Regions from separate parts of the Homo sapiens genome. Here regions 1 and 3 are each linked to region 2. A link is a loop called in an ENCODE intact Hi-C map of the cell type or tissue named here. Cell type or tissue: CD4-positive, alpha-beta T cell. All regions are shown on one strand.

Region 1 (8,000 bases), 850 kb after region 2:
TGCTGCCAATCCGTGGCTTTGGGTTGCTTCTACATATTGATTCAAGTACAGCCATTGCTTCAATAATTTTAAGCTGGCTGCAAGTTAGCAAAAGTCAGTTTTTTTTTCAGATAGATGTTAGTGTTTAGTATCTAGCAAAAACACAGTCTAGAAATCTAAGGAAACAGAATTCCTAGCTTCCATACCTATATTTCATTAACTTGCCGTGAAACCTTGAGATAATCTTAAAATTTGCTGCACCTCAATTATTTCACCTAAGAAATGGGTCTTCTCTACCCAAGAACACAATGTGAAAATAACTGAAATACTGTCTGTAGAAGCTCTTTGAGCTCTTTGAAAGAGTCAAACAATATAAATCAAAGCTGTTATTTTTATTTCTGAGTAAATTTGCTCAAGAATAGAATTGAGGTTTATATGATGGAGTTTTACAGACATAGGTTTATGTAGAGGGTTTTAAACTGATGCTATTCCATTGTGCTTAACACTGAATTGTAAAGACACAGAAAATACAGCCAAGTACTGTTAAATGACACTGTGTGCAGGTTTGAAATGCAGATTGCATAGTAAAAATGGCTGATACGTCTGTGCTCTCTAGAAGCCTGCTGGCTTCAGTGGGAGGTACTCTGGTCTAACATCCTCTGACTCCCTCTGAGGTGTAATTTCTCCCCCCTTGGAATTCAATGAAAACATATGAATATCTCTTACTGCTTCTGTTCTCTCACAGCAATACCAATGCAATCTTTCTCTACCAAATATTAGATGCTAAAAGTAGAGTCATCCAACTTTCTTTATAGATGACAGAGCAAATAATTCAGGAACACAAACTTTATACTATATGAGAGCATTTTTTGCTGTTTATAATATGGCATAAAACCATCTTGATCTCTTCCTGCTTAGCCGATATTAAATGAATGTTGTCTTTGTTCTCTAAGCCAGCCCTGGTACTGAAGGAACTACTTTGTCAATTACATCTTAAATTTTTTTTTTGTCTGTGAATAGAAAATTATTCCGTTTTCTCTTGAATTCTTGTGTAGAATATTGATAACACCAGTGATGAGAAACCACAAGTGTAATATAGGCTAAAACTAAATGCAGAGGCAGAGAGGGCCAGAAGGTGAAAAAGAACAATATCCATGATTTTAAAAAGATGTGATCCAAACAAAAGAAATCAATGAAGAACACAATTAAATATTGAAACACAACAGTGATTAGAGAGCATGATCAGAGAAACTGAAGGAAAACAAAACTGAAAAATAAAAACTTTTCTGATTATGCCAATGTGAGTAATCTTTCTCCGGTGTTAGAAAAATTAAATATTTAAACCTGGAGTTCCACGATGAATGAAAAATATGAGAGACAGCCCAATTAAGTCATCCTTACTGAAGAGGCTTTTCTCCAAAAATAACAGTCCTGCTTTTAATTATAGGTTCTTGGGTCTGTTAATCAGCCATCTTCCTCAAGGCTAAGCTTGGTGCAAATAACAGAGAAGGATTCAGCAAAATGCCCTGTTTAATTAAAATGAATTTAATTAAAAATATTTTTATACACATGACCAATCACCATTATTTATGCAGATGTTCCCACATAAGTCTTTGAAAAGGCATTTCTCCCCCCAACCTTTAAAAAATATGCTGTGCTTCTACAAGAACTGCTATGAAATGAAAAGCACTATGACTGGTAGTTAATACCTATTTTTATCAAAACAGCAGTGCAGCTCACACATCACCTGAGCAGCCGTAACCATAGTAACCCCAAATAGAAAGGGGCTTCAGATTATCAACACCATCAAAGGTAAGATAGTTCATGTGCCTCTGCAATAGTTACACTACAGCAAACTTTAAAGGATAAAGGTGGCTTTTATTCCTACTACTTAAATGTTAAATGAAAATAATGACTTGCAAGTACAGTGTATAGAAATGCCTTTCATTTTGGAAGACTCTTATTTCCTCAAAGTGTTAATAATAGAAAAGATGAAAACTCAATGCTATACATTTCTCCAGTGCTTCTATCTGATTATGGCGAGGGGACAGTAATCATCATTTTGCCAAGTTGGAGAATTCATACAGGGAAAACCCCACCCATAGGAGCCCTGCAGGATGAGAAGCTGGACGAGAAGGCATATTCTGTGTCCATGCACTCAGTGAGAGGATGGCTATGGTTAGTGATGATTGTCGACACGAATTACCTGCAATAAGGTATAGATGGTGACTTAGGGTGTAGACTGGCAGTCAAATCACAAAGAAAATGCACATTTAATTAGAGAAGGAGTGGAACTGGTTTGAAATATCAGTGAAATACCAATCCAAATACAAATCTGTATTTGGCTTTATAATTTATGGTTGGGGTAGGATGGAGTAGGGAAGGGTGGGAGGGCAGGGCATAAAAGGCCAGCAAGACCATACTTATTAATTATATTGTTAATTAATAATATTAATAATATTGATTATTCTATCAGAGGAACTATGATCTAGATAATCCAAAACAGAGACTAGTAGAAAAGACTTTCTGACAACATTTCCTAATGTTCAATATGTCTAGGGGGGCAGCATCTGGAAACATGGAGAAAATATTCTAAATTTTAAATATTTAAGTGTATAGTAGCTATTACAAAAAGCAGAAATTCCACATGAGGATAAATATAATTTTATTAATTTTTTCTTTTTAGTCTCTTTACATTTGAGATTTACCGTGGAAGTGGATGGACAAGTAATGAAAACATAAGAAAACAAATTCTTTAATTATGGTCATGTAGGAAGAAAATGGTATCTGGAAATTTTATGTTCAGGAATAAATAGGAATATCATGATAGTGTTATCTAAAAATCCAATAAAGTGCCTGAGAAGAATTCACTGCTAATAAAAATGTGTTTTAAAACACTTAGCAATTTACACATAATTTTCCATACAGCTCTTCATTTGATCTGACAAAAATTCTTTGAAGAAATGGAAGGTACTTTCTGTTTTGTTTTGTTTTGATAGTCTCTATTTTAAGGAAGTGGAAAGTGAGGTTCCAATAAGTTAAAGCATTAAACTGTGATGCTCCATTCACCCATGACACTAATCTTGCCTTAATGAACTGACACTTTTGATATCCAGGACGCTCTGACCACCAATCCCAACCTCATTTTTAGGAAATTTTTCTACCCTTATTACGTGCTTATTTTATTTTTAGTGGAAGGCTCCTCTTGGGATTAGTTTATGAGACATCCCTAACTGTGATCCTTTTATGCAGGCAATTTCACAGGGCCTCTCTTAGATGCTTTCACCCATAAACACACGAGCAGTGCCAGCGCCCTGGTTCACACTTCCCCTTGAAACCGGTGCGCCCCAGAATTAGAGCGACACCTAGCCGTGATTTTAGGTAGTACATGCTAGGAAAGCTTATTTGGGCAAGGGAGACAAACAAGAGACATCAGAGCTGGTGGCATCTCAAGAGGATACTACTCCCAGAGGTAGAAATCTCAGAGGTTTTCTAACAGCACTTTCTACTGGGAACTAGGACTCCTGCAGTTCACATTCTCTGAGGAGGAACTATATGATAAGGGAAGTTTATTATAATTATAATAAAAGGTAAGATGTGCACCCTTGAAATTACATACAGGTTCTACCAGTGCAATAAATGATATCTATTTCAGATTAAAAATATCAGTTCCAAGCCTCCTTCATCTCAATAATTCTTGACATTTACTCAGAAAAGCAAATATTTCATTCAGTTTTTATATTCATCGGGGCTGTGGACTAGTGCTACTAGCATCAACGAGACACTTGTTAGAAATGGGGTGTTGGACTTGACCCTGGACCTACGGAATCAGAATTTCAGGAGGCAGAACCCCCTAATTAGTACTTTCAGACTCTCCAAGTGAGTTTTACGTTCACTCACATTGGAGAACCTACTAATATAGAGCAAGAAGTAATCTTAAAAATCATCTAATTCCTCTAGGAATATATTAGGCAAATAAGGCCTAGAAAGCTTAAGTGGCCACCTTGAATTTTCCCTGCACATCAGAAATATGCCTTGTGCATAGTAACAGGGATTGAACTAGACCTGAGGTCTCCTAACTCCCAATAATAAAAATAGCATAGTGCTATGACACTTGTCAAGTGCAGGCTGGTTGGGCAAAACATTAGCTAAACAGAGACTTTGACTTTGTATCTATATTCCTCCTGGCTTCTAATTTCAGTAAATGAATTATCATCCATGCATTTAATTTAGGCACCAGACAGGATAATCCACAGTAAATTTTCTAAATTCAATTAACATGAGCCAGTAGTAGTCTCCTTATGAAAGCCAACAACGAGGGCTCAGGGCTTCATCAAGCACTTGGGATTCTTAGCACACTTTAGCTACTGGAGCAAGCAGAGATGTGTGACTTACATGTAATATGAGAAGTCATTGATTTTCATTTCTTTTTTCACTTCACGGCAGACACAATATCATACTGAGTTTGAAGATTTTCCTTTAAGATTTTCTCATTATACTTCAGAGTGATTTACTAATATCATATAAAAATGATTGGTTATTTTCTCATTTTTATGAAATTTTGAAGTTTTCAAGTGTACAGATGTGTTTCCACATAAATCCATAAATATGATCATAATATGCATACTCTTTGTTTAGTCGTTTGCTTTAATAGTCTTTTTTCTTTTCCTTTTTGGTATGTCTCTCTTTTTTCCACCTCTTCCTCTCTTAAACTCATATCTCCTCTCTCCCCAAGTAACCCAATTTTACAACGCAGTACAGAGGTCCTCAATGTTTTTGGCACCAGGGACAGGTTTCTCGTGGGGGATGGGGAGGAGGGCGAGGTGGGGATGGTTTCGGAATGAAACTTCCACCTCAGCTCATCAGGCATTAGATTCTCATGAGGAGCACACAACCTAGATCCCTCGCATGCGCAGTTCACAATAGGGTTCACACTTCTATGACAATCTAATGCTGCCGCTGATCTGACAGGAGGTAAAGCCCAGGTGGTTATGCTGGCTGGCCTGCCACTCACCTCCTGCTGTGCAGCTTGGTTCCTAACAAGCCACAGACCTGTACCCGTCTGTGGCCCGGGAGGCTGGGGACACCTGACCTAGTATATGTCCTACCAATTTCTCTTTATACTAAAATTCTCATTATAACAATTACACACACACTTGTAACAATGTTAAATTAGATGTTTAAAATGAGAAACAAAGCAAAAACAAACAAACAAACAAAACAAACAAAAACACATGTTATGTAGTGAGATGTACAATCTTAAAAGCAGCTGGGTGTGGTGGCTCATGCCTGTAATCCCAGTAATTTGGGAGGCTGAGGAGGGCGGATCATGAGGTCAGGAGAGCGACACCATCCTGCTCAACATGGTGAAACCCTGTCCCTACCAAAAATACAAAAATTAGCTGGGCGTGGCGGCGTGTGTCTGTAGTTACAGCTACTCGGGAGGCTGAGGCAGGAGAATCGCTTGAACCCAGGAGGCGGAAGTTGCAGTGAGCCGAGATCACGCCACTGCACTCCAGCCTGGGGACAGAGTGAGACTCCTTCTCAAACAAACAAACAAACAAAAACAAACAAAACAAAACAAAAAAACCCAGCACGTGTCTGAAAACCAGTTACATGACTCCATTGAACCTCTCTGCCATTTAAGAATGTGAAAGATCCTAGACTAGAGGTTAAGATCTGTGAAGGGAGTTCTTTTACTACTTGTGAGTTGTAAATCTGAACTCCCACATGGGGAGGGTTGTTTGCACATCTCAAGCCTGTAAAAAGAGACTTCCCTAGACCATCAGACAGCTTAAGATGACACACATGGAGTTTGGGGACACAGTGGATTACTGTTTGACTCTCGCTTTGCCATTATTACATGGGACTGCACATGTTCATTGCTGAGTTGAGTCTGTGATTACAACTCACAAACCAAATATTTTTATCCAGCAAGTCGGAAAGTAGTAGTCCCACACAATATTTTAAGGGGAGACTGGAAGAAAAAAAAGCACTTTCTGTGCCTATACCTCACAAGTCCCACTTTTCAATATAAAAGTTACACACAGATATGCATGGGGGTTATCTACACATAAATTTATAGGGGTCACCACTGCTTTTAAAAATGTGAATCATATTTTTATATACATTTTTGCATTTACTTTAATAGTCAACAATGCCTGCTGGAAAACTCTCAAGTTAACTGGAAGGGCACTAATTTATTTTTTTAATAGACATACAATATTGTGTAGATGTCCTACAATCTATCATCTTAAAAATGTTGCAGTACACATTCTTGTTCATATATCCTTAAGAACTGGTGGTTTTACTTGTGTGAGATAGCCTCCCAGGAGTCAGATTGCTGGGTCAAAAGGGGCTGTATATTTTAAGGTATAATAGCTTTGCCAAATTACTTTCCAGAAGTCTGTTAATGATTTAAATGTTCTCTAGAAATGTGTAAAAGTCCACTCTTTCCTGCAACCCTGCCAGCAATGACTGTTACTTGGTATTATAATTGTTGCCAAACTGTTAGGGGTAAAATGATATGCTGTTACTTTAATTTACATTTCCATGACTTCTTGGAAGTTTGAATAACTTTTTACATTTGTGGAACAAGTGGATTTGTGTGTCTATGAATTGCCTCTTCAGAGTCTTTTTTTTTTTTTTTTTTTTTGAGACAGAGTCTCGCTCTGTCGCCCAGGCTGGAGTGCAGTGGCACAATCTCGGCTCACTGCAAGCTCTGCCCCCCTGGTTCGTGTCATTCTCATGCCTCAGCTTCCCAAGTAGCTGGGACTACAGGCGCCTGCCACCATGCCCAGCTAATGTTTTGTATTTTTAGTAGAGACGGGGTTTCACCGTGTTAGCCAGGATGGTCTGGATCTCCTGACCTCGTGATCCACCCGCCTCAGCCTCCCAAAGTGCTGGGATTACAGGCATGAGCCACCGCGCCCAGCCTGCCTCTTCATAGTCTTTGTCAGTGTTTCCGTTACTTACTTCCAGATTGTCATTTTAAAGTGTTCTTTGTGTATTAAAAATAGTAATATTCTGTCCTTCGTATTTTAATAATTTTTCCCCAGTGTGTTGCCTATCTATTGACTGTTTATGGTGTCTTTTCCACTTAAATGTATTTTCTTTTTATATCTTCAAATATATCTATATTTATGGATTCTGGTTTTCCATTCTTTGTTAAGAAGAGTCTCTATATCCTTAATCTATAGATATAGATTTATAGATTTTCTTGCAGTAGTTTTTTAAAATTTCATTATTTACATTTTAATTCTTCTAAATATATTTTTGTAAATGGTTATATGTGTTCAATTTTATAATCTAAATGGATAGCCAGTGAATTGTGCTAGTACCATTTGTTAAATAAACCATCATTTCCCCATTGAATTGAAAGACCACCTCTGTCAGATTATCATTTTTCAATGAAATCTGTGTCTGGATCATCTATTATTTTTTACTGGTCTTGTGCTTCCTAGGCCAATACCACACTGATTTGATTATAATGGCATTGTAGTATATTCTTACATCTGATTAGGTAGGTTACCTCATGGTTTTATTCCACTTTATAAGCTTTAAGATAATTTTATCCAGTTTCAATGTTTAAAGTGGTAAGTTTTCATTGAAATTACCTTAAATTTTTGTATGAATTGGAGGAAAGTAGAATTTTCATGAAAGCTTTCTTCTCATCACCAAGATGGTGAACTATAATAGCATCGGCTACTGCTTTCCTCCACAAAGTCAATGATGAAGAAAGTATATAGAGAAAAGTGGAATTGAAACTAATAACAACAAAAGCCATGAGAAATCCCCAGGGAGAAGGAGCACTGTTTTGGATTGATGTGTGTGGGAAAGAGGTGAGAGGGGTGGGAAAGAGGTGAGGGGGGTGGGAAGAGTGCAGCAAATCTGGCAATGGGCGGCTACACACAGCAGTAAAAAAAAGCAAATTAGGAAAACAAACAAACAAACAAACAAAAACTGTTTAAGCTCTGCCATTTGGCTTACTTGCATTTCCATGGAGTAATCATTGCTTAGCT
Region 2 (8,000 bases):
GTAATTAGATGCAACCCATCACTAAATATTTATTTTGAGCCTGGCACTGGCTATAAGAATCTTAAGAACTAAGAAGTAGACAAATTTAAAAGTATACCAAATAGACAAAACACAGCAGTTCTTAAGTACGGGTGACGTTGCCCCCAGCAGGCATTTGGCAATATCTAGAAACATTTCTGGTTATCACAACTAGAGGGTATTGCTAGCATCTAGTGGGTAGATGCCGAGACGCTGCTGACATCCCACAGAAAAAAGGACAGTCCCCGCAACACAGAAGGATCTGGCCCAAAATATAAATAGTGCTGAGGTAGAGAAACCCCGGGTTAACAACGTGAAAATAGTTCATCCTCATAATCATCTTAAGAATGTTTCAGAAATACTTGCTAATTATTTGTTTCTGTGTGACAATATGCTAGGAAGAACTAAACAGAACCACGGTAACAGAATTGCCCTTGTTGGGTGAATATCCACAGTTGTAATATTGCTCTTCCAACAGGCCCCACCAACTCCTCTGTTAATTTATTATTTATCTATTTATTTATTTTTGACATGGAGTCTCTCGCTCTGTCGCCCAGGCTGGAGTACAATGGTGTGATCTTGGCTCACTGCAAGCTCCACCTCCCGGGTTCAAGCAATTCTCCTGCCTCAGCCTCCTGAGTAGCTGGGACTACAGATGCCTGGCCAATTTTTGTATTTTTAGTAGAGATTTCATTTCGCCATGTTGGCCAGGCTGGTCTCAAACTCCTGACCTCAGGTGATTTGCCTGTCTCGGCCTCTGAAAGTGCTGGGATTACAGGTGTAAGCCACCGCGCCCAGCCTATTTATATACTCTTAATCTGTACCCCCTAGTTAACTCCAGAAAGAATCTGAAGCAGATGGCAATATTAAAACATATGTAATTTAATGTTAAAATACATATAATAGCTTAAATATGCATTTTTAAAAAAGGGAGAGAAAGAGCTCAGAAGATGTTTGGAAGGGAGAGACATACCATTGTTCCAGAAGTTGGGAACCTCACTTCAGCTGTAAATTTATGGAATTAAATTTACTCAGTTAACTGAGTCAAAAAGTTGTGGTGTGTCTGATGGTGAGCGCCCTTTCCCGGGCCCATTGGGAACCGGCTGCTTCTCAGCCTCCGAAGGTCAGTCTGGAAGTGGGGTGGGTGTCCAACATGCCCTTCTCCTGCTTTGGTGGGGCCTGCTGTCTGGCCTGCAAGTCACTGGCTCTCTCCTTCCCCTCCTCATCTTAACTGTCATCTGTCTCCTTGCCCTTCACTCACAAAGCTGGTCCCGGTTCTCAGCCCTCCCTGGCTGTGTTCCCGCGATCGTTTCTATGGGTCCACCCTCCCATGTCTGATCCCGCAGTCCCCGTGGCCTCATCTTCACCAGGGACTTTCCTAGACACTCAGTTCCAGGCTCGGATGTCTTCATGCTATGGCTGTTCATTGCCAGTCTATCAAATTTAGACCTGCTGGCAACCAGGACAGCGTTCTCCCCTCCAAGCTTATTTATTTAATCACTCTATGACTATGTTTTCTTCCATCTTTGATGGTTCAATATATTGGCTGCTCTCATTTTTCCCAACCCGTCAGCCCTGGCCTGTCTTTACTTCCTTAGCAATTCTATTTCATTTCCATGGTCCATTATTTCAATCATTTTCTACACAATGCCTTAAGGTCCCTTCCCCTCTGCCCTTCAGCCCTGTATGAATCTTCAGAGAAATCTGTTTTTCCTGTGCCTGCCCTCAGACAACTGAGTACACAAATGGGCCTTCAGCAGAGTGACAGGCTGGAGTTCAGCCTACTCTCCAATTTCTACAGCTGTTTTTCAAATTCTTTCTCATTCTCCTAACCTCCCGTGCTGCCACTCCCTTCTCCCTCTCAGAGGTGACCTTGCCTTTTTTTTTTTCTTTTTGAGACAGAGTCTCACTCTGTCGCCCAGGCTGGAGTGCAGTGGCGCGATGTCGGCTCACTGCAAACTCCGCATCCTGGGTCCACGCCATTCTCCTGCCTCAGCCTCCCGAGTAGCTGGGACTACAGGTGCCCACCACCACGCCCGGCTAATTTTTTTGTATTTTTTTAGTAGAGGCGGGGTTTCACCGTGTTAGCCAAGATGGTCTCGATCTCCTGACCTCATGATCCACCCGCCTCGGCCTCCCAAAGTTCTGGGATTACAGGTGTAAGCCACCGCACCTAGCCGACCCTGCCTATTTTCTAGGAAGAAGAGAAGCATAGCAGAAAATGTTCTCAAGATCCCCACCAAACCTCCAAGTCATCTTTATACCATCTCTCTTCTTTTCCTCCTCTGAGAGAGGGGTCACCCCCCTCCGACCTGAAGTCATGCCTTCTGTGAGTCCTCTGGAGCCAGCCCCTCTCACCTTTATAGAAACTTTCCTTCTCAGTTTATTCCTTCTGTCTGCCATTGCCTTCTTCTTTGCTAGTTACTCCCATCAACATAAGCAGGTTCAAGACTCTCAAAGCCTCTCCTTCTTCTTTAAGGCCAAACTTGGGGAATGAGCTACTGAACTTATTATCTCAATTTGCCATGCTCCACACTCCCCTCAGCACACACTGTCCGGGTTCTGCTGGCGGCACAAAGCCACTTACATAGATTGTGCTGGCGTCTCCAGTAGACTCCATGTCATGAAACCAAACGGAAACACTGTAGTCCTCCCTTATTGGAAGTCTCATCAACGCTTGACTCACTTACCACTCCCTTTTGTAACATTCCCTTCCACGGCTTTCACCACACATCCTCCCAGTTCTCCTCCCTCCTCCCTCGCCACTGCTTTTCAGTCACCTTTGCCAGTGTAACCTTCTCTTCAAAAAGACGGAAGTTTCTAGAGGGTTAATCTCCGCGCCTCTCCTCCTCCTGCCCTCAATCTCTGCCTAGGTCATCTCGTTCTTGATCATTGTTTCAACTATCTATATATTGATGACTCTTACTTTTTTTTGGCATAAAGACAAACTTTATTGAGCCCCTTAGCACTAGTTCTCTTTCTCCTGCACAGTCTTGGTTCCCCAGAGACGTCCAGTCTGGCGGGCAGCAATGAGACCCATTTTGCAGCCAGCAGGGTCATCTCTGAGATGGCGGAGGGGATGCCGATGTGCTGGTGGTTGCCACCTCCAAAAGGATGCTCCATAGGGTTCATGGCCACATCCCATACTCGTGGCCACCAGTTCCTCTTTGCCTTATATTTGTGGTAGGCTTGGCAAGCCTTCAAGATGGGTTTGTCAGTTCGGCCACCTCCAGCCACCACACCAACCACAGCTCTGTTGGCTGAGGAGACAACCTTCTTGGAGCCAGAGGGCAGCTTCACACGGGTCTTCTTGGTCTCAGGGTTGTGGGAGATAGCAGTGGCATAGTTCCCTGATGCCCAGGACAGCTTGCTACGGCCTCCAGGCTTCTCCTCCAGGCAGCACACGATCATACCCTCAGGCATGGTGCCCACAGGGAGCACACTGCCAATGTTGAGCTGGGCCTTCTTGCCGCAATACACAAACTGGCCCGTGTGAATGCCCTCGGCAGCAATGAAAAGCTCCGTCCGCTTCTTAAACCAGTACGGGTCGCGGAAGACCACCTTGGGGAGGGGCGCGCTGTGACCCGAGTTGTGGATGATGGGTGACTCTTAAATTTAAATCTGGCTTAAATCTTTTAGTCTGGGGACCCGTGTACCCCTACGCATGGCATATCCACTGGAAAATCTCACGGACACCTCAAACCCAACAAGGCGACAGCCTAATTTATAAATCCACCTCCGAATCCAGTTCTCTACCTCTGTGAACAGTGGCAGTATCCCCCTAGCTGTGCAAGCCCGGGACCTGGGAGGCATTCCTGACACCTACCTCCCTGACCTCCCTAGTCCAATGAATCACCAAGGCCTGTCACTGTTTCCCTCTCATCTCTTGACTCTCTCTGAATTTGTGCCATAGCACAGTTCGCCTGGACCAGCACGAGACTCTGGTGACCCCCTGGATTTCTACAATTCATTCACCTGACAGTGGCCACAGTGATCTTTGTAAAATGTGAAACTAATCCTGAACTTTGCTTAAACCCATCAACAGCTTCCCCCACACATAGGATAAACACAAAAATACTTAGAGCATAGGAGAGAGTTTGCAAGGCCTGAAGACGAAACTAGAAAGAGAGGCTGGGGACAAAGTGTGAAGGGTCTGACACACCACGGGAAGGGGTTTGGGCTCCCATGTGGTCCAATCTGGTAGTCACTAGTCACATGAAGCTTTTCAATTTTAAATTCATTAACATTAAATTAAAAGTTCAGTTCCTCAATATCATTAGCCACATTTTAAGTGCTCACAGTGGCTGCCATATTGGATAGCATAGCTGTAGACTATAAATTTAATGGGAGAACAACACAGTCTACTCGGTGTGGTGGGAGCGGGGTAGGGCATGAGGTCAGGAGAAAAGATAGAGGATATCAAAGATGACCCTATGAGTGCGGCTACCGATGCTGTGGACGTGCTTGGGAAAATAGGTGGAGAAGTAGGTCTGAGGCAGAAAATAGTGTGATAAAAACAAGTTTGTATATGCTTTCATTTAAATAGCTACAGTCACATTGTGTCCAGGAAAGAATTACAAATCCATGCTTGCGATTTCAGAGAAAGTTGAGGATGGAGATAAAAGCAAGGGAACCACTAGCTCAATGGGTGTGACCAGATAATTCACTGGAAAGAACATGGACACCAAGGCTTACTGAGCTGAGCTGGAGAAATACAGCAGTTACATGAGGCAGTACACGTCCACACCACACAGTGGCGCACTTGCAGAGTGCAAGGAAACGTTAGACCCAGAGGCGCCTGCCTGTACTCAGCCCCAGCCTAGGTGTACATGGAAAATGTGGGCAATAAAGCTGGGCTTATTTCAGCCTATTTTACATCTTAACCTTCAGTCTTTCCTTCCCGCTTTTCCCCCTCCTCCCTGGGTTTGGATTTTTAGATCTGAGGCCTGAAATCCCAGGGGGTGGAGCTGATAGGCCAGGTACTACCTACAGAGACCCTGCCTCTCCACTCCCTACATACATGCCTCAGCCCCCCAGGCCAGTTTCCCAACCAGCCTCTGTACTTCGTTGAATATTGTTGTTTAATTTACTCCGATTTGAAAATAAATAAATAAATAAATAAATAACATTTTATATGACATTTCGCTGAGAAGCAAAAAAAAAAACCAAAAACAAACATTGGCAGAATATGAAAACACAGATAGCAAGGCCCTAGAACTTCAACCTAAAATATCACAATTCTATGTAATAAAAAGCAAACGACAAGTTTGTCAGTTCCAGAAACAGAAACTTAGTCTTAGAATGATCTGTGCTTCTAATAGGCTTCCTAGTCATTGTTCAATGGTCATAATTTTCTTACCTGATATTTAAAAACTATTAGCTTACAAGCATTCTTACACCCCATACCTTTCTTTCATTAATGCAGTCATATTATTCTCTTACCAAAGCTTTCATCCTATTTAACTTTAATTTCAAGTATCTTCCTCTTATTTTTTTTCTACTTTAAAAGAATTCTTCTTATACTCCTAAAGTTTTTGCACAAACTTCCAAACAGGAAAACTTACCCGTGGTTACAGGGAATGTGGTGGTGACAGGCTGTTCTGTAGTTGTAGGCAGTTTTTTTGGCCTGAATATGTAGTGACCAATAAACCCATCTGCAGTTAAACTTAAGTCTGATAAAAACTGAATAAGAAGTTCATTTCTCTCAGACACAATTGGCCTAAAAAAAGAAAAATGTGTTTTTTTATAAATACTTAAAAGTGGTGCCTCTCTGAAAATGTAAAATTTTCTAGTTTTCCATTAACTTCCGACAATAGATTACCAGTTGTTTAAACTTAAAAGTTAAAACGTTTAAAAATACCAATTCTAATAGCTAACATTTACCGAGTGTTTGCTCAGCTAGGCACTGTGCTTTATGTGAATTGTCACATTCCACCTTCACAACAACCCTATTTTTATCTCTTTTTTTATGGAAAAGGCAATTGAAGTTCAGAGAGTTCAAGTGATTTACTCAAGGCCCTATAGCTAGTATGTTGGGAGAGTCAGAACTTGAACCCAGGACCAGATAACTCTAGAGACTGTGGCAGACGTTGGGACATGGCTGGTTTTCAAAAAGCACCTCATGATTTGCCTGATTGGGAAAAGGCAGATTCTCTGAACTAAGACTTGCGTTCAAGCTGGCCTGGGTTTGCCATGTTGGCTACAGAGCATAAAATGGACAAATCTGGTGAACAAATTCCCACGCCCTGTAAAGATGCAGCCAGAGGGATTATCTCAGTGGACTGATTATCTTTTCTATCCACTCCGGGCTAAGAAAGCCATGCAAAGGACTTCCATTTCATTTTCAATGGCAGTTCTTCGGTATGTCTGAAATGGAAACATTTCTATTATAATCTCCATTAGCAAAATGCTGTAAAGGAAAAAAAAGAAAGTGATGAATCTGTTTTGGTGTTCATGAATGGCATCATTGATTAAGAGCTCTAATTTTAGGAGCTTCCTGGTTAGCTGGCACTAAAGATTTAGTGGAGATGGTAAGTGAGGCTCAAAAGCTCTCTAAAATCTTAGGGGATTACTATATTACACAAGATAGTTTCATTTAAGTTTTGCTATTGTTATTTACACAATGGTTAAAAAAATGCTGTCTGATTAATTCTGTTTAAAAACTAATTCAGAAGTAGAAAAAATTTAACAAGTTATTTAAATGAATTAACCAGTGGTCTGACTGAACACCTTTTTGAGACATCTTCTCAGCCAATCACTTCTTACACATCATGGACACCAAATAATGAAGCAGCATTTTTTTCCCCCTACTGTCAGCTGTGCTGAGTGGGGTTGGGTGGCAGAGAGGGTAGATCTACCTGACCCAACCAGTTAGAAAAACTGCGTGATCTTTTCCGTCCTGAATATAACCTTCTGAGCCAGGGGATGAGATGAATCAAAAAGTGAGCTTTGTGATCTACATTTACAGTTTACTATGGGTTGAATATTTATCCCCTCCAAAACTCATGTTGAAATTTAATGCCCAGTGGGGCAGTATTGAGAAATGGAACCTTTAAGAGGTGATTGGGTCATGAGGGCTCTGCCCTCAGGAATGGATTCATCCATTCACAGATTAATGGATAAGTGGGTTAATGGATTAATGGGCAATCACGGGAGTGGGACTGATGGCTTTATAAGACGAGAGACCTGAGTTAGCATGCTCTGCCCCCCTTGCCATGTGATGCCCTGTGCTGCGTGGGGACTTTGCAGAGAGTCCCCACCAGCAAGAAGGCTCTCCCCAGATGTGGTCCCTTGACCTTGGACTTTTCAGCCTCCGTAACTATAAGAAATTCTTTTTCTTTATAAATTACTCAGTTTCAGGTATTCTGTTATAGGCAACACAAAACGGACTAAGACACTTCCAGCCACAAAAGTGATGAAGTTATTTAAATAATGCTTCTGAGATTCGAGCCTTTCACGAAAATATTCTATCATGCTTTTGAAAAACACTCCCATTAAATAAATAAAAACAATGCACTACACACAATTCTAACCTACAATTACAAATAAAACATGTTAATTTTGTTTAAATGATAAAATTACAAAAAAAGCACTTATAAGCAGCAAAGGAAAGGAAAGACTCAATCAGGTCAGCCTTCTAGACATGATGTTATAATTATATGATCATTCACTGCCTTTTCTATGAATTAACCTTGGGGGTAGTATATTGGAAACTGAATTTTCTCAAGGAAGAGTATTTTAGGAACAAAGACATATTTTTGTTCTGCTGCAACTGAGCTTTAGGATAAATGTGACAGAATCACAGTGCCACAAATGTACTGGGGGCCATGTTACATCTGCAAATTGTTATAAATCACTAGGCAGACAAGAGGAAATTTCACTTAGATCCACTCTGCATTGGCAAATCCCAAGAACGGACTGAGATGCTGTTTCATGTGGTATAGAGCCAGTTACTGTTAGCTGTCTCTAGTTATCATTCCATA
Region 3 (8,000 bases), 940 kb after region 2:
TCTTATTTATTTATTTTTTCTTTTTTTGCTGAGAAACTGTCAATGCAGGCACTATGCAATATCTACCTTATTCTCTTCAGGTCTATTGAAAGGCAGAAGGAGAGAAACAAGTGGAAGGACATAGAACAGCAATAGAAAGTGAGCCCTCTCTAAATACTTGATGGGTGTCCAGATCCTTTGAGTCCTGTCTGAGGTCCAGCTCTTTTCCTGTCACCGGATGCAATGAGACCTCCTCTATCCTCATAAGAAATACCCCCGTTTTTTTCAAGCTGCTCTGGGTTGGTTTCCATCACTTACAATGAGAGTCAACTAAAATACCATACAGACCTCCAATGTATGGTTTCTATCTCCCCATATTTATTTTACTATCCTAAGCACTTGTCTCTTTCAACAGCATTTTCTGTTATCTTGCAGTTGAGGGACCCTTTCCTAAATCCCACTGAGATTTAGGCTTAGCATAAAAACAATACTGTACGCACAAGCAGACCTCCATCATCTATTAGAAAGACTGGCAACAAAATAACCCAACCAAGCCCACTGAAAGTTGGATCTCCGCACCCAAATCTCACACGGTTTATTGTGAATATTCATGAGCACTTTCACATAGGAACTGAACAAATGAATAAACTTAGAGCCATACCTTCATTTGAAATTCCCCAAATAGTTTACTATCTTGAGTTTGATAGTGTTATAAATATAGAGAATATAGTAAACATTGGCTTTATGGAAATGGTTAAAAAAATAATAACCGTAAATAGCTCTTATTATTTTGAGATATGTCCCATCAATACCTAATTTATTGAGAGTTTTTGGCATGAAGGGCTGTTGAATTTTGTCAAAGGCCTTTGAATGGGCAAAAACTGGAAGCATTCCCTTTGAAAACTGGCACAAGACAGAGATGCCCTCTCTCACCACTCCTATTCAGCATAGTGTTGGAAGTTCTGGCCAGGGCAATCAGGTAGGAGAAAGAAATAAAGGGTATTCAATTAGGAAAAGAGGAAGTCAAATTGTCCCTGTTTGCGGATGACATGATTGTATAGCTAGAAAACCCCATCGTCTCAGCCCAAAATCTCCTTAAGTTGATAAGCAACTTCAGCAAAGTCTCAGGTACAAAATCAATGTGCAAAAATCACAAGCATTCTTATACACCAGTAACAGACAGAGAGCCAAATCATGAGTGAACTCCCATTCACAACTGCTTCAAAGACAATAAAATACCTAGGAATCCAACTTACAAGGGATGTGAAGGACCTCTTCAAGGAGAACTACAAAACACTGCTCAACAAAATAAAAGAGGACACAAACAAATGGAAGAACATTCCATGCTCACGAATAGGAATCATCAATATCGTGAAAATGGCCATACTGCCCAAGGTAATTTATAGATTCAATGCCATCCCCATCAAGCTACCAATGACTTTCTTCACAGAATTGGAAAAAACTACTTTAAAGTTCATATGGAACCAAAAAGGAGCCCGCATTGCCAAGACAATCCTAAGCCAAAAGAACAAAGCTGGAGGCATCATGCTACCTGACTTCAAACTATACTACAAGGCTACAGTAACCAAAACAGCATGGTATTGGTATCAAAACAGAGACACAGACCAATGGAACAGAACAGAGCCCTCAGAAATAATACCACAGATCTACAACCATCTGATCTTTGACAAACCTGACAAAAACAGGAAATGGGGAAAGGATTCCCTATTTAATAAATGGTGCTGGGAAAACTGGCTAGCCATATGTAGAAAGCTGAAACTGCATCCCTTCCTTACACCTTATACAAAAATTAATTCAAGATGGATTAACGACTTAAATGTTAGACTTAAAACCATAAAAACCCTAGAAGAAAACCTAGGCAATACCATTCAGGACACAGGCAGAGGCAAGGACTTCATGTCTAAAACACCAAAAGCCATGGCAACAAAAGCCAAAATTGGCAAATGGGATCTAGTTAAACTAAAGAGCTTCTGCACAGCAAAAGAAACTATCATCAGAGTGAACAGGCAACCTACAGAATGGGAGAAAATTTTTGCAATCTACTCATCTGACAAAGGGCTAATATCCAGAATCTACAATGAACTCAAACAAATTTACCAGAAAAAAACAAACAACCCCATCAAAAACTGGGCAAAGGACATGAACAGACACTTCTCAAAAGAAGACATTTATGCAGCCAACAGACATGAAAAAATCTTCATCATCACTGGCCATCAGAGAAATGCAAATCAAAACCACAATGAGATACCATCTCATACCAGTTAGAATGGCGATCATTAAAAAGTCAGGAAACAACAGGTGCTAGAGAGGATGTGGAGAAATAGGAACACTTTTACACTGTTGGTGGGACTATAAACTAGTTCAACCATTGTGGAAAACAGTGTGGCGATTCCTCAATGATCTAGAACCAGAAATACCATTTGATCCAGCCATCCCATTGCTGGGTATACACCCAAAGGATTATAAATCATGCTGCTATAAAGACACATGCACACGTATGTTTATTGCAGCACTATTCACAATAGCAAAGACATGGAACCAACCCAAATGTCCATCAATGATAGACTGGATTAAGAAAATGTGGCATATATACACCATGGAATACTATGCAGCCATAAAGAAGGATGGGTTCATGTCCTTTGTAGGGACATGAATGAAGCTGGAAACCATCATTCTCAGCAAACTATTGCAAGGACAAAAAACCAAACACCGCATGTTCTCACTCATAGGTGGGAATTGAACAATGAGAACACTTGGACACAGGAAGGGGAACATCACCCACTGGGGCCTGTCGTGGGGTTGGGGGAGGGGGAAGGGATAGCATTAGGAGATATACCTAATGTAAATGACGAGTTAATGGGTGCAGCACACCAACATGGCACATGTATACATATGTAACAAACCTGCACGTTGTGCACATGTACCCTAGAACTTAAAGTATAAAATAATAATAATAATAACCACCACCATCATACCTAATATCTAAATACATCTTTTCTTTGTAGAATGGTATTTGGGTTATTTTGATGGCCTACCAATTTCATTACAATAGAATTCAACTGGAATCCTTAACAAATAATTAAAATAGCCCCTGATGGAAGATTAACTTCTATATTCCCAAATAAATCTTTGTAATGGGTTGTTTTAGTAGTGTGGTGATCACCAAAGCAATTTCCCCAAGTGAACTATGTTATTTTGAGGGAGACAGAGGCAATAAAACTACCTAGAATTATTTTCTCAAGTTTATCTGAGCTTGCCAGAGCAATTGATACACCTGTGTATGAACACAGCACAAGGAGATTGTCTTCTCCACCCTCCTCAATTTTCAGACGAATATACTGAGGCCTGAAGAACAAGAGTCCCACAATATATGGCCAGTGTGGCACTGTCCTCTGATTCTGCTGGTCTCCCTGATGTAAATCCCTTTACATCCTACCCCTTTGAGAAGGCTGTGTGGCTGACTTTTACAGGTTTCATAACCTTAGAAGTTAAGCTTTTCATGGAAGAACTCAGATCAACTCAGACAAACAGTGGGAAGCAATCAGCGGAATGCCAGGCATTGGGAGGGGAACTTCTGGTCCAGGCTCTGCCATTCACTCAGGTGGGGCCTTTGGACTCCATTTGTGAAAAAGAGGAGGCGATGGAACTATTGGCCATAAGGTCTTCATGACATCCTGGAGAGTCCTTATATGTCTGTAGAAGAGCCAGCTAGCCCCACTGCTTAGGCTTTTGGTGGCAGCTTCTAGTGGCTCTCTTACCCAGTGTGCAGCACTGGAAATGCATATGTTCTTATGACCAAAGGAGTTCATGACCCTCTTCCTTCAGAACCCAGGTGACATGCATGAGAGTCAACCCACAATGGCATTCAAATATCTGTCAGTAATTATAGCAAGAGCCATTTAGTTCACAGCCTTAGAAATTTACATCCCTCTACTTTTTTCATCTTGACTTTATCTTATTTACTAGACTAGGAACAAAGGAATTTTGAGTTGACAGAATCCAATCATCTGAGTTAAGGTAAATGTCATTATAAACAAATCAGTTCAAATAATTGATGTGTTATTTTGTCACTGTGATTTTAAAGAAAAGCACAAGCCCCTTCCAGTTCTCTTTGATAATAAAATACCATCATGGATTTGTACACTCCTGGTTTCTGGTATCAATTCAGCCTCCTGTGATAGGTGTTACTAAAAACCTTTGAAGAACTTGTTTGTACATGCCAGATTTTCTTTAATATACCAACCAGTAAGTAATTCTACTCTGCAGTCTTTCAAAAAAAGCTAGAAAAATGAAGCAAAAAGCAAAATAAAATGTTTGATTTTTTTTTTTTTCACATTTCTTTTTGTCATAAACCATGGAATATGGCTCAGGATCTCCATCTAGTGGAATCTTTAAGGTGAGAACTCTGTTGTAAAATCTCTTAGTCCTGGAAAGTTGGGGATAGGGCCATTAAATAAGACAAATAATTTTTTTTCTACACACATGCATTTATTGAGAGTCTAATATGATAAGTGTGTGTTGCTTCTTTTTAACTAGGAGAATCCATATTTCCTGGGTTACCATTAATAGGTCAGTCTCTACTAAGGTCTCCAAACCATGAAAGACCATCACATGTCATTTTGTTTACAGGGATAACTGGGTTCTTCCTTCTTCTCTTTCCCAAGCTTATATTATAGAATTTCACTTCTTTTTTAAAAAATCCACTCTGACAGGGTAAGGAAAGGGAAAGGAAAAACCTCAGGAAAAGCCATTTTTCTTCTAGTTGTTAATTCTCATCAAGAGTCTGATGGAGAAAGTTGTTGAGGTATATAACATACAATGTGAGCTCTCTCAGTTATGTCAAAGAGTCATAATAAGTCATGCTGTCTATGTCATGCCCCCACCCATCTGCTTCTCAGGGTGAACATACCCTATTTCTGTGCAGCAGACTGGAGAAATTTCAATGATAGCGTATCACTTTCCAGATAGAACACTTCTAATTCTTTCCGTCCTTGGAATGTAATATATGCAATTCAACTTATATTCCCACAAGCAGTGCCAACTGCTGCCCTCAGAGTAACTTTTGGAAAACTATTAGATGCACAGTCACCACCTCATGTGGCCACCCCAGTGATCTAGAAAGGCTAAGAATTCCTTCCCTGAATTTTGTATCTTTTCTTCATTATGTCTGGGTTTGTTTGTTGGTTTTGAGGCAGGGTCTTGCTCTGTTGCCCAGGCTACAGTGCAGTGGTGTGATAATGGCTCATTGTAGCTTTGAACTCAAGTGATTCTCCTATTCAGCCTTCCAAATAACTGGGACTACATCATGCACTACCATACCCAACTATTTTATTTATTTATTTATTTATCTATCTATCTTTTGTAAAGATCGGGTCTCACTATGTAGACCAGACTGGTTTCTAACTCCTGGCCTCAAGAGATCCTCCCACTGTGGCCTTCCAAAATGCTGGGATTATAGGTGCGAGCCACCAGGCCTGGCCATGTCTGGTATTTTGTTTCATGTGTATGAGTCCATCACCAATTAAACCAGGAAACATTTTTCTTTCTTCCTTCCTTCCTTTTTGTTTCTCTTTCTTTCCTTCCTTCCTTCCTTCCTTCCTTCCTTTCTTTCTTTCTCTCTTTCTCTTTCTTTCTCTCTTTCTCTTTCTTTTTCTTTCTTTCTTTCCCTCTTTTTCTCTCTTTCTTTTTCTTTCTCTCTTTCTTTCTTTCCCTCTTTTTCTTTCTTTCTCTCTTTCTTTCTTTTTCTTTCTTTCTCTCTTTCTTTCTTTCCTCCCTCCCTCAGGCCCACCCTTCCTCCCTTTCTCTCTCTCTTTCTTTCTCTCTTTCTTGACAGGGTTTCCCTACGTTGCCCAGGCTGGTCTTGAACTCCTGGGCTCAAGGGATTCTCCTGCCTTGGCCTCCCAAAGTGCTAGGATTACAGGCATGAGCCACTGCACCTGGCCAAGATTCCTATTTTCTAACTTCTTGGGTTCAGATCGTATGAGTGTCACACTGTCGATATGCTACTAGAAAAGATGGGGACCATTTCGAGTGCAGTAGGGATCTCTTGTTATATTTATGCTGCTCAATAGGCTGTTTATTCATTCACTATATGTGGTAAATTAATGTTTATTAAATTGAATTAAATAACACATAATTTATATACTAGTTGTTCTTTATTGCAAAAGAAAGCATCAATTGTCAGATGGTGCTAAAGACTGCTCTCTGTGACAAATATAAATTCGTGATTGTTGATATAAGTGACCAAAATAATCTATGCCTCAAAATCACCTGGGCCCTGTACAGTCAAATTCAATATTACTTTCATTCATAATTAAGTTTTTATTCAGGATATATGGTGAAATGATTGCATTAACAGCCCCACTTCCTCACCCTTCCATCCTTTTGCCATGTACCTTTGCAGTGTCCTCTCTGACTGTAGCCTCAGGCATGTAGCCTGCTTTGTCCAATAGGATGTTAGCAGACTTGGCTTAAGCAGAAGCCTAAAAAAGCCTTGTAAATTTTTGCTGTTTCTGTCACATCTCAGCCAAAACCATGAAAACACATCTGTCCAGGCAAACCTGCTAGAAGATGAGAGGCATGTGGCCCAGTCACTTATGTCATACCAGGCAAATATTAGGCACATGAATGAGACCAACTGATACAAGAAGAATCACCCAGCAGAGCAAAGCCTAAAGCCCTGACCTGCGGACTCTTGAGCTGTTATTGTCTTAAGCTACTGAGTTCTGTGGCAGTATGTCAAGAAGCATTATTGAGGCAATAGATACCTGATAGATGATGCATGCTAAGTTCTGGAATAGCATAGAAGTTCTGTTGGACAACAGTGAACTGTAGACAAAGACAAACTACAATTTAGAATATAGGATAGATGGGAGTCAGAGAAAACAAAGGTGAGAAAGTGCCTCATATTGAGGATAAGTTGATATTTGAAGAAAGAAAATTTAAAAGGATGTAAAGTCAGACAACAAGGCCAGAATAAATATAAACATACTTAGCTAATATGTATGAAAGGAAGAAAGTCCTGATGTTGGAGGATGGCTACCACATAAGATCTGCTGTCATCACACATTTAAATATAGTGGGGGTGATTGCTTTAAACATTAAGGAATTGCAAATGTGACTATTTCTACAACTGGGTATGTTTTCTTAGCTGTAGGTGGAGGGTAGGCTGGAAAAGTTTTTTTTGTTTTTGAGACACAGTCTCACTGTGTCACCCAGACTGGAGAGCAGTGGCCTGATCTTGGGTCACTGCAACCTCTGTCTCCCAGGTTCAAGTGATTCTCCTGCCTCAGCCTTCTGAATAGTTGGAACTACAGGTGCCACCACCTTGCCTGGCTAATTTTTAAAAAATATTTTTAGTAGAGACGGGGTTTCCCTATGTTGGCCAGGCTGGTCTAGAACTCCTGACCTCAGGTAATCTGCCTGCCTTGGCCTCCCAAAGTGCTGGGATTACAAGCATAAGCCACCATGCCCAGCCTTAGACTGCAAGAGTTCTAAAGCTTTTTCCACATGTCCCATAATTCTATCATTTCAGTATACTAGTTATTGTTTTGCAAATTTATTCTTAAAAAGTATGGTAATCATGGCCACAATTGCTGTAAGCAATGGGAAAGCAGTATCTGTATCATTAATACCACTATGATCTGAGTGCGCTTGAGCTAGAATTCATGAGAATTCTGCTAATATTATGGTTATGGTGTTTATAACACGTTTCACTCAGGAGGTATGCTTCTTGCCTGGACCTCTAGATATTTCTGCAGAGGACAGAGTGAAACAACTGAGGTTGGACTAGAGTAACATGTCCAACTTCCTGCATGTTATTCATGCCAGGGTGTCTTTGGGCAGGACCGGGTAACAAGAGCTTAGAAGATGAATTTCCCATACTGAGTAAATTTATTTACCCCTTCCCTATCATATACACAGATGAGATGGCGCTGCCTTTCAGGTGATTTGGTTTGTGAAACAGTAAGTGTCTGTGTATGTGTGTGTGTGTGTGTGTG

The links. A loop is a pair of places that touch in the nucleus more often than their neighbours do. Peaks named below come from ENCODE experiments on the same cell type or tissue, not always from the same donor. Only the 100,000 strongest peaks of a DNase experiment are listed, where the experiment ranks them.
Region 1: a loop joins it to region 2, with 10 times the contacts of the local background. A loop is called at or near these places in 3 of 110 quality-filtered maps.
Region 3: it touches region 2 in a loop (31-fold over the local background); 4 of 110 quality-filtered maps call a loop at or near these places.

Annotation. Positions count from the first base shown.
Region 1 is chr3:143,671,211-143,679,210 of GRCh38, forward strand. The region is part of intron 5 of SLC9A9 (solute carrier family 9 member A9); the gene reads right to left. Among named protein-coding and RNA genes, the nearest start is that of SLC9A9, 170 kb to the right of the region's middle. In CD4-positive, alpha-beta T cell, CTCF peaks have their summits at 3,351 and 3,551; a DNase peak (open chromatin) is centred at 3,331.
Region 2 is chr3:142,824,110-142,832,109 of GRCh38, forward strand. It overlaps PCOLCE2 (procollagen C-endopeptidase enhancer 2), which reads right to left. Exons shown (of 9, transcript NM_013363.4): 6 at 5,583-5,737. It also overlaps the pseudogene RPL8P3. Among named protein-coding and RNA genes, the nearest start is that of PCOLCE2, 61 kb to the right of the region's middle. In CD4-positive, alpha-beta T cell, a CTCF peak has its summit at 4,789; a DNase peak (open chromatin) is centred at 4,782.
Region 3 is chr3:143,759,397-143,767,396 of GRCh38, forward strand. The region is part of intron 4 of SLC9A9 (solute carrier family 9 member A9); the gene reads right to left. Among named protein-coding and RNA genes, the nearest start is that of SLC9A9, 85 kb to the right of the region's middle. In CD4-positive, alpha-beta T cell, CTCF peaks have their summits at 4,324 and 5,548; no DNase peak of the experiment used is centred here.